Regions from separate parts of the Homo sapiens genome. Here region 2 is linked to region 1. The links are chromatin contacts, found by Hi-C or POLR2A ChIA-PET in ENCODE. All regions are on one chromosome and are shown on one strand. The core of a region is the stretch at or near the end of the contact, and the rest is flanking DNA. Distances in the headings are between cores, read along the strand shown.

Evidence for each region. Hi-C counts contacts between places; a loop is a spot of excess contacts on that map. ChIA-PET counts read pairs that join two places held with the same protein, here RNA polymerase II (POLR2A). Pooled maps may share reads with other maps.
Region 2: a map of posterior cingulate gyrus shows a loop between it and region 1 (4-fold over the local background). The contact joins the promoter of LINC02649 here to the enhancer-like site in region 1. A Hi-C loop is called at or near these places in 3 of 168 maps with a recorded cell type or tissue (B cell, K562 and posterior cingulate gyrus), 1 of 37 single-sample maps with no recorded cell type and 4 of 50 pooled maps. POLR2A ChIA-PET finds 5 or more read pairs at or near these places in 4 of 52 experiments (A673, AG04450, OCI-LY7 and 1 more).

What each region holds. Positions count from the first base shown.
Region 1 is chr10:6,400,457-6,405,265 of GRCh38, forward strand. It overlaps LOC124902370 (a long non-coding RNA gene), which reads right to left. Exons shown (of 2, transcript XR_007062044.1): 2 at 1-1,345. It also overlaps a transcript of PRKCQ not described here. Among named protein-coding and RNA genes, the nearest start is that of LINC02656, 53 kb to the left of the region's middle. Within about 2 kb of position 1,480, at least 21 of the 41 ENCODE cell types and tissues checked have a DNase peak (open chromatin) inside an H3K27ac peak, as active enhancers do.
Region 2 is chr10:6,324,470-6,329,616 of GRCh38, forward strand. It overlaps LINC02649 (long intergenic non-protein coding RNA 2649), which reads left to right and starts at 2,075. Exons shown (of 6, transcript NR_040079.2): 1 at 2,075-2,173; 2 at 3,463-5,147. It also overlaps a transcript of PFKFB3 not described here and the pseudogene DPPA5P3.

The DNA.
Region 1 (4,809 bases), core at 230-2,729:
ACTGTCATATACGCAGGGCAGTCCCAGCCCTGAGCAGTGTGCCCTGAACTATATTTCAACACACAGCGAGAGCTGGATCTCTCGAGCAATCCCACGTCCCGTGTCTCGGCAGGCCCAGGACAGTTCTGCTTTTAACCTGTTTCCTGGAGTAATTGCTAACAGTGCTTCCTTTCAGAAAAAAAAAAAAAAAGGCTCATTTTAGCTAGTAAATTATATGGTTTGGCTACATGTAAGTGTTTTTACTCATTCATTTAAGAAACTGAAAAAAAAAAAAAAAATCTGCCAGCTGGCATGCACCTACAGTCCTGGGTGCTCGGCAGGCTGAGGTGGGACGATGCTTGAGCCCAGGGGTTCAAATCTAGCCTGGGCGACATAGAAAGACCCCACTTCTACAAAAAGCAGAAGAAAGAAAGAAAAAATATTGAATGGGTACCATGTTAGATGCTAAGAACAACGACCATAGTTCGTTCCCTTTTAGAGCTTACTGTCTTCTGGAGAACTTGCAAAATTAAATAATTCAAATTTAAAACTGTTGGAACTTTATTCTGAGCCTTGAGAGAAATGGACTGAGTCACATAGCATGCCGTTGCAACTTCTGCTTTTTCCCGTAAACGATTAGGAATGACCGAGTAGCACCAGAAATAAGACCCTCTGAGTGGTGACCCCTCAGAACATTACTCTTGTCCTCACAGAACATTACAGCCATCTTCCATGGAATGGAGCAAGCCACCCTAATCAAATCGCTATGACATGTATCTAGCCTTGCACGGAAAACATTGCAACCTGCCGAAACCATCTCTACCTATGTAAGCACAGCCTTAGCTTCCCCACTTTAGAGCATGTCCCTTTGGGGTCTGTGTTTTCCGGGTGACCGTTCTCAAGCTCTGTACTCAAATAAACCCCATACTTCATCATATTTTCTGTATCACCTTATTTAAGGTCAACAAACTTTAAGGACATAATTAAGTAGACAACCTCATGACTTGAACACATGGTTAATAGTAATAATTGGATTGACATCCATATAGTTCTCCTCTGTTTTAGGAGAGGGCTGGTTTTTTTTTTTTAAATATTGATCCATTTTCGTGCTTTGTATAGTAACCCAATGAGGTAGAAGTGATTACCGCCACCCTTTTACTGATTACAACACCTGGGGTTCTGAGCGCCAGCCACTTGGTGAGGATTGCGGGGCCAGGGCACTCTGGTCCCAAAGCTCTGATTCCCACGGGCTTTCCTGCTGAGTCACGCTGTCTGCTGGGAGCTGTTGACCCGCCGTCTCTTTCTCTGACTTCCACCCGATAATTCTACATGGCTCTGCAATAAGCAGCTTTTTTCTTATTATTTCCTACAAATACATAGGTTACACTCTGATTAAAGGCAGAATACACATCTTGAATTAAGGGGAAGGCTGAAGCCTGGAATTCTTCCCATCTCTAATCCTGCCTGGTCACTGAAGTTCCTGAGTCCTCAGCTCAGGTCTGAGGCAGCCCTGCCCAGCAGGGACGGAAACTGCAGCTTTTTCATGTTCCTCTGCCTCCCTCTAGTGACTCAAGTCCAAAATAGTGCGGCTGGGAACTATTGGAAGAACACAGACGCTGCAAAGAAGCTGGAAACCATCATTCTCGGCAAACTAACACAAGAACAGAAAACCAAACACCGCATGTTCTCACTCATAAGTGGGAGTTGAACAATGAGAACGCATGGACGCAGGGAGGGGAACATCACACACCGGGGCCTGTTGGGGGATTGGGGACTAGGGGAGGGATAGCATTAGGAGAAATACCTAATGTTGATGGGTGCAGGAGACCACCATGGCACGTGCATACCTATGTAACAAAACTGCGTGTTCTGCACATCTACCCCAGAACTTAAACTATAATTTTAAAAAACCCCAAAAGAGTGCAATTTCAATGCCAAAAAAAAAAAAAAAAAAAAAAGCTGAGCTTCATCTATTCCTTCCGCTCTTTCCTCCCTCACGCCTACCATGTGTGAAGCACTGTACCCAACATGAAGGACACAGACAGAAAAGCCTGACTCCGCATCTCCCTGCTCGGGTTGCCTTGGCAACTTCTCCGTGTACCCAAAGAAGCAAAGGGGACTTAACAATTTCAAAGAAGAGTGGCAGTAACTACTTTTTCTGTTCCGAGCTTTCTTGTATAAAGTGAAGCACTGTGTGGCCTTTAAGAGTTCTATTAAGGGCCGGGCAGGGTGGCTCATGCCCGTAAATCCCAGCACTTGAGGTCAAGAGTTCGAGACCAGCCTGGCTAACATGGCAAAACCCCGTTTCTACTAAAAGTACAAAAATTAGCCAAGTGTGGTCGTGGGCACCTGTAGTCCCAGCTACTTTGGAGGCTGAGACAGGAGAATCACTTGAATCCAGGAGGTGGAGGTTGCAGTGAGCTGAGATTGTGTCACTGCACTCTAGCCTGGGCAACAGAATGAGACTCTGTCTCAAAACCAAATAGAAACAAAAAGAATTCCATGAAGGGAATTAGGACCACTTTTTAATTCAGTGTCTGCACACTATCTCCTGACCACCTGGCTGCTGCTTTTCCTCCCTGCTTCCTGTCCTCCCTTCCTCTCTACCTTGCTCTACTCTCCTATCCCTTCACTGGTGCTCCTTTTGTGTTTTATCTCCTCTGCCAATCAACATGCAGGGCAAGGAAGCCAGGCATAGCACCGGGCACTGGCCGGCCCTGCTGGTCGCTCTCATGCCTGAAGCTCTGTGCTAAAACACCTAGTTTCCGGCAATGTGCAGACGGTGGACACTCAGAGGTGGGGTGCGGCAGGATTCAGACTTCTCAAGGACACCATAGTGTGGCAAACACTAAGGAGTTCGCTGCCAGTGTCTTAGTCGGAGTAGGGCAAGGCTATGGAGTAGGGTCCCTTCTATTTGGAAAAGAGAAAAGTGCTTCTGATGTTATTTTTATATAATGATCCAGGCAGCTTGGTTTGACCATCCAACACCTGCAGAGCCCAGCTCAGCATTCATGTCTTCATTCCCCTCTGCTATCTCTGGGGCATATCCAGTGTCCCTGAACCGTGAGTTCCCGGCTCACTCTCAGGTTTCTGCCGACTTTGGTGGGTCTAAGATGAGACCTTTGGTAACCACAGAAACAAAGCTTCTCCCCATGCTCATGGCCTGAGGAAGCTTTGGAAAGGTGTTATATGGATGTTTCAAATGCTGTGTCAGACCATTTTAATCTACGCACCTCTTATTATTGTGTCTGAGCACAATGTATTGCAATCCAGTGTTTATCTCTCCTATTGAAATGGAGACAGCTAAAGGGTCTGCATGATGCTAACTGAATTTTGTATTCCCAGTGCCTAAGACATAGTTGGTGCTCGATAATTGTTTGTTTCAGGGATAAATGAATGAAAAAAAAAATGAATGAGTAATCATTAGCCTCAGCAATACTTTGTTCCCAAAGTCACACACACACTCATTTATTTCCTCCTAAGAACAGATGCTAGGCCAACAGGTCTTCATGATTTTACAATCTCTATGGTGACAGATAAGACATTAGGGTGCATATGAGGAAAAGATAGGAGATAGCAGGATACGAAGGCCTAAAAAGGGGGAGAGGAAATGGAGAAAAAGTGCCTACAGATTCTAATAACTGAGAGACAATTTTTAGGATTATGGTCACAGTTTTAGTAGCAAGAATAAAAAAATGCAGAATTCTACCCTTTCCTTGCCAAGATTAGATAAGGGCAAAAATCCTTTAATGGCATTAAAGAGAAAGAGAAAAGAAAAAACTAGAGAGAGAGAGAGAGAGAAAGGGAGAGAAGGGGGGGGGAGAGAGAGAGAGAGAGAGAGAGAGAGAGAGATTGCATGGCCAGAGGTCTAACTCAAATACTTGCAATGTTCAGATAAAAAACCCTCTTCCATGCCAGACTCTGACAATGGATTCATTCTTTCTTTCGTTCTTTCTTTTCTTTCTTTCCTTCTTTCTTTCTTTTTTCTCTTTCTTTCTCTCTTTCTTTCTCTTTCCTTTCTTCCTTCCTTTTTTCCTTTTTTCTTTCTTTCTCTCTTTCCTTTCTTTCTCTGTCTCTCCTTCCTCCCTCCTTCCTTCCTTCCCTTCCTTCCTTACTTCCATCCTTTCTTCCTTCTTTCTCTTTCTTTCTTTCTTTTTTTCTCTCTCTCTTTCTCTCTTTCTTTCTCTCTTTCCTTTCTTCCTTCCTTTCTTTCCTTTTTTCTCTTTTTCTTTCTCTCTTTCCTTTCTTCCTTCCTTTCTTTCCTTTTTTCTTTCTTTCTCTCTCTCTCCTTCCTCCCTCCTTCCTTCCTCCCTTCCCTTCCTTCCTTCCATCCTTTCTTCCTTCCTTCACTCCTTCCTTCCTTCTTTCTCTCTCTCTTTCATTCTTTCTTTCCTTCTTTCTTTCTTTCTTTCCTTCTTTCTTTCTCTTCCTTCCTTTCTTTCCTTTTTTCTTTCTTTCTCTCTCTCTCTCCTTCCTCCCTCCTTCCTTCCTCCCTTCCCTTCCCTTCCTTCCTTCCTTCTATCCTTCCTTCCTTCTCTCTCTCTCTCTTTCTTTCTTTCTTTCCTTCTGACATGGGGTCTCACTCTGTTGTCTAGGCTGGAGTGCAGTGGCACAATCTTAGCTCACTGCAATCTCTGCCTCCCACAAGTGATCTTCCAACCTCAGCCTCCCAGATAGCTGGGTCCACAGGTGCACGCCACCACACCCTGCTAATTTTTTGTATTTTTGGTAGAGACAGGGTTTCACCATGTTGGCCAGGCTGGTCTCAAACTCCTGAGCTAAAGCAATCTGCCCATCTCAGCCTCCCAGAGTGTTGGGATTACAGGCGTG
Region 2 (5,147 bases), core at 825-3,324, 75 kb before region 1:
AGGCTGGAGTGCAGTGGCGTGATCTCGGCTCACTGCAACCTCTGCCTCCCGGGTTTGGGTGGTTTGCCTGCCTCAGCCTCCTGAGTAGCTGGGATTACAGGCACCCGCCACCACGACCAGCTAATACTTTTTGTATTTTTAGTGGACACGGGGTTTTGCCATGTTGGCCAGGCTGGTCTCGAACTCCCGACCTCAAATGATCCACCCACCTCGGCCTCCAGAAGTGTTAGGGTTACAGGCATGAGCCACTGCGCCCAGCTGTTAATGTGTATTTAATGCCTCTGAACTATAGACTTAAAAATGGTTAAATGCCAAATTTTATGTTATATATATTTTACCACAATTTAAAGGAAAAAAAAAAAGAAGAGAGCATTGGAAGTAGAGCAGTGGATCTTAACTTAGGGCTCACAACTTCTTCGAGTTTTGTTTATAAAGCTATTACCTCTTCCCATAAATACATACATAGGTATATACAGATGCATACAAGTGTTGGCATATAATTTTTTTAAATTGAAACAGGATCTCCCTCTGACACCCAGGCTGGAGTGCAGTGGTGCAATCTTGACTCACTATAGCCTTCGCCTCCCAGGCTCAGGTGATTCTCCCACCTCAGCCTCCCGAGTAGCTGGGGTTACAGGCGCCGGCCACCACAACTGCTAATTTTTTGTATTTTTAGTAAAGACGGGATTTTGCTATGTTGCCCAGGCTGGTCTCAAACTCCTGGACCCAAGCAATCTGTCTCCCTTGGCCTCCCAAAGTGCTGAGATTACAGGTGTGAACCACTGCGCCCAGCCTGGCATACAATTTTTAAAAATAAAATGTAAGCACTCAAACTTTCAAAGTTAATAACATGTGCTTATTGAAAATGAAGAGCACGTGGAAGACAGAACTCAGAAGTCACCTGTAATCACAAGCAGATTACATGTGACCTTGCTCTTCTAAGTCCTTGTGTGTGTATACACACATAATTGAATGCATATTGTTATGTTGTTGAGATCACACAATATGTATCATATTTTCACACACAATGAATATTTATCAATTTAAAGTCCCAAAGCCAAGAGTATTTTGATAACCAAGAATACACTACACCATTTCAATCAGGAAAAAAAATGTAATTTTGCCTTTCATGGAGACAAAAATTTCCTGAAAGACAAAAATGGCAACAGTCCTCTGAATAAAGATGTTGGCAGAGTTACAATTAAAATACTGTGTTCCGTTAATGCTCAATTTAAAATAGGGTATAAAGCAATGGGATATAATCCTTCTAAGAGAATGATCAGAGCTGTCCTAGTAAAATGTTAGCAAGAAGGTATGTGTCCACTGAGTTATTTAGCAGTGTATTCTTATAGTAACCCCCAAAGAGATACACACGTACATCAATGGTTATCATCAAGATGGAAATAGCAATGTGTCTGTATAGTTCCTTCCTCATGCTCCTTCTGCCGCTCTGTTGCTGACCCAATTAATGAGTCCTGGGGTGCACTGCTCAGAGGTGGCTTCATAATACCACGTTCAAGAGGCTTCTTTTGTGTTAATTATAATAAAAACATTTACAAATGGGCCAATTCACTAGCTCTACCTTTTATCATACATTGTCATCTCAAGACATCTGAAAAACCAACGATGTTGTGAAATAAAGAATGAACATGGTCTACCTTTGCAAGGACATGGGTGGAGCTAGAAGCCCTTATGCTCAGCAAACTAACGCCTGCAGAAAACCAAACACTGCATGTTCTCACTCATAAGTGGGAGCTGAAAAATGAGAACCCGTGGACACAGGGAGGGGAACATCACACACTGGGGTCTGTCAGGGGAGTGTGGGTGGTGGTGGTGGTAAAGCATTAGGGAAAAGACCTAATGTATGCTGGGTTTAATACCTACGTGACGGGTTGATAGGAGCAGCAAACCACCATGGCACACGTTTACCTATGTAGCAAACCTGCACATCCTGCACATGTACCCCAGAACTTAAAATAAAAATAGAAAAGAATGAACGTGGTCTATAATAAACACAAGCACTTACTAAAAACTGCACATTTGGAACTGTGCTGATAACCCCAAATTGTCTTCTAGATATGGAGTTACCAGTAAGGAGCTCCACCGTGACTCTCCTCCCTGCTCCGTTGCCCCGACGAGGAAGTGTGAAAACGTTTCTGGCTCCATCCAAGAGGTGGGTTGACAGAGGTCGCTCCCAGAAGACAGTCCTTCCTATAAACTGGCAAAACAAAAATGCCTAAAGTGTGTTAAAAGCAGAGGTAATAAAACAACCCACATTTATAAAGGGGTTGTTTTGCTACCTCTGCTTTTAACACACTTCGGGCACTCAGGACTTGTTTATTCCTTACTAGACACCAAAATTAATGAAAATACACAGACAGAACCATGGTCAGACAGGCTGAAATTGTCTAAACTTCCCTCTGCACCCCTCTCCTCCAAGAGATCAAATTTAACACCACTCTAAAAAGATAATCATACCTGTAAGTTAGCAGAAAAATTGAAAGTGTATTATTTTACATTATCTACTTTTAACATATATGTGCACTTCTAAATACTTACGCTACATGATTCAGAGATGATGGAAGAAGTTCATCCGCATTAACTGCACACATGCAACAAAGGCTGTGTCCTGAAAGCATCTTCTACATAGGAACATGCTGGCCTAGAACCCTTCCCCTTCTCACATCTATCAACCCCCTGGGCAAATCTACGCATGTGCAATGCTTAGAGGTGATGTTCACGATATCCACAAGTCATTTTTGGAAGACAGTCTTTCCTATGAATTTTAACACAAAACTTACAAAATTGCTTACTAACTGGACTTTGGTCAAACGCTGGCAACCTCTGTAACATATAGAAAGAGTAGGTGCTATAAAATTAGGACTTGTTTGCTGATCATATACACTACACGCACAGCAAAGTGAGACAAAACGCAGCCCTGTGAGACACTGGTTAATCCGGCCTCACCACAGGGAGCCCATGGGCATTTGCTCCTTTCTGCTCTTCCCTAGACCAGAACACAAATACAACGTGTCCTGTCCAAAAAGGTGGTTTGGCCATTCCATTGCCCAAAGACAATGTTTCATGTGGATTTTAACAAAAAGATATTTGGAAAATATGTCCGTTTACAACATCTACTTTTAATATATACCAACCAGTGCTTCAGAACATCAAGAAAAATTACGTATCTCAAAAAGGAACATGGTGAGGCCAACTACATCTACATTGGTCAAGAATAGAAAATGCAGGCAGGACAATGGTTGGGAAATGAACATGTCCTCCAAACATGACCAATTGGGCATAGAACCCTTCTTCTGAACTGAACCCAAACTCAGCTTCTGCATAAATTCAGGTTGTGCACAGACCTCCTAGAGCTTATTCATGACCCTCTAGACTAGCCTATGGAGTCTAAGTTAAGAACTCCTCTACTCAGGAATTTTCTGTCTTTTCCCGATTCCACAGTTACTTCCCTGAAGAAGAGAGGGCTTTGTTGAAGTCTTCCCATGCTTTCTGCACAGGGCTCTGGCCTTGGAGAAGGGATTTCCAGTTACCGCAGTGTCACTTGGCCCTGGGTCTCCTCCCGGGAGAGAGAAGTGTACGGCTCCCAAGGTTCCTGGCAGTTTTGAAAGAGCTCTCAGCCACAGCCAGCTTTACTTTGGCAAGTGAGGCCATCCCCTTTCTTTCCTCCTTTCCTTTCCCATGGAACCTACTCCTTCCATCTGTCTTTCAAGCTCTGCCTCAGAAATGGCAATTCAAGGCTGATTTTCTCCTTGAATGCACTCTCTCTGTGAAAGAGGCTTTTCACCAAGAATGTGGTGCTGGTGTTTCTCTTGCCAATGGGCTAAACAAAGGCCTCCGCACCGGGTAACATTTGGGCAGGCCTCTTCACACATGCCTGTCCTTCTCCGTCGCACTTGGCTAAAGCCAACAACCTATGTGTGAAAAGTATAAAGAGATGGAAAAATTCCCATGAAAAATCCTTCCGCAAAGCAATTGCGAGACAACTATGGCGTCATCTGATAACATGATTTCTATTTTGCATCTGTTCCATTGTTGGAGGGCACTCATAGTTGCAAGCCTTGCATGTACATATGTAAAAATTATAAGTGAATGCATCTGCTCAGGTTATTAGCCACTGATTGTGAAATAATCTGAAGTTTGAGAGTCTCAGTTAATAACCTATAGGTGCTGAGAGCATTCAAAGACCCAATAGCATAAGTATTAATCACCTCTTTTCTCCAGAGTAGCAAATAAGAAACCAGGAAGAGCTCAGTTTCACTTCCAACTTGTTCTTTAAGGGCCTCAGAGTTGATAGTTGTCCTCATCTGGGCTCCCTAATGCCACGACAAATCAACTAGAAAAGAAATATGCCCCAAATCAGCACCCAAACACGCTGGTGCCAGCCTGTGTCCATGTTCCTGCAACAGCTGCTGCCCACGGGGTAGGACTGAGCCAGGTCTAAGATTAGCAGTGTCCCAGCTCCTCAGGTTCCTGCACATTGACTCACAACGGAATCAAAACTCGGGAGCTCAACTCTCTGGTTTCTTCTGCTTTCTCTTCTGCAATTTTCTTTCTTTTTTTTTTTTTTAACTTTATTTTACTGGCAACCATGAAAGAGATATTTACAGCAAGACTCAGAGCAAGGTCAGAGACCCCTAAACAGGTGGTTTTCCCTTAACTTATCAGGCTGGAGCAGAGTTTAAACCAAACTAGAGGAATCCCTCTAGCTCTGGGCACAATGTAATCTCTACATCCTGGCCTTCATCGCATTGGCTGGAAGCTGGTTGGCTTCATCCAAGGGCCTACTTCGAGGGGATTCATGCCTCTGCAAGTTTGAGCATCCCTCACTCCTGGCGCTGGCGGTGCCACTCAGCCACGGACTGGAGCATCCACTTGGTCTGGAGCTTGTACAAATAGTAGCCATAAACCACGACTTTGGTGAGGTCTGAAGACTCCAGAGGCTTCAGCTCGAGCATGGCCTTGCTCACCAGCTCAATGTAAGGGATTCCTCCCTCGCCAACCTCCAGAGAGTTAAAGACATCTCTACCACCCGGTGGAGAAGAAAGCTGACCACTGGTGTGCTTCCAGAATGCGAGAAGCTCTTGAAGCCCAACATTCCCTTTCAGTGATATTACTGACATTTTCCC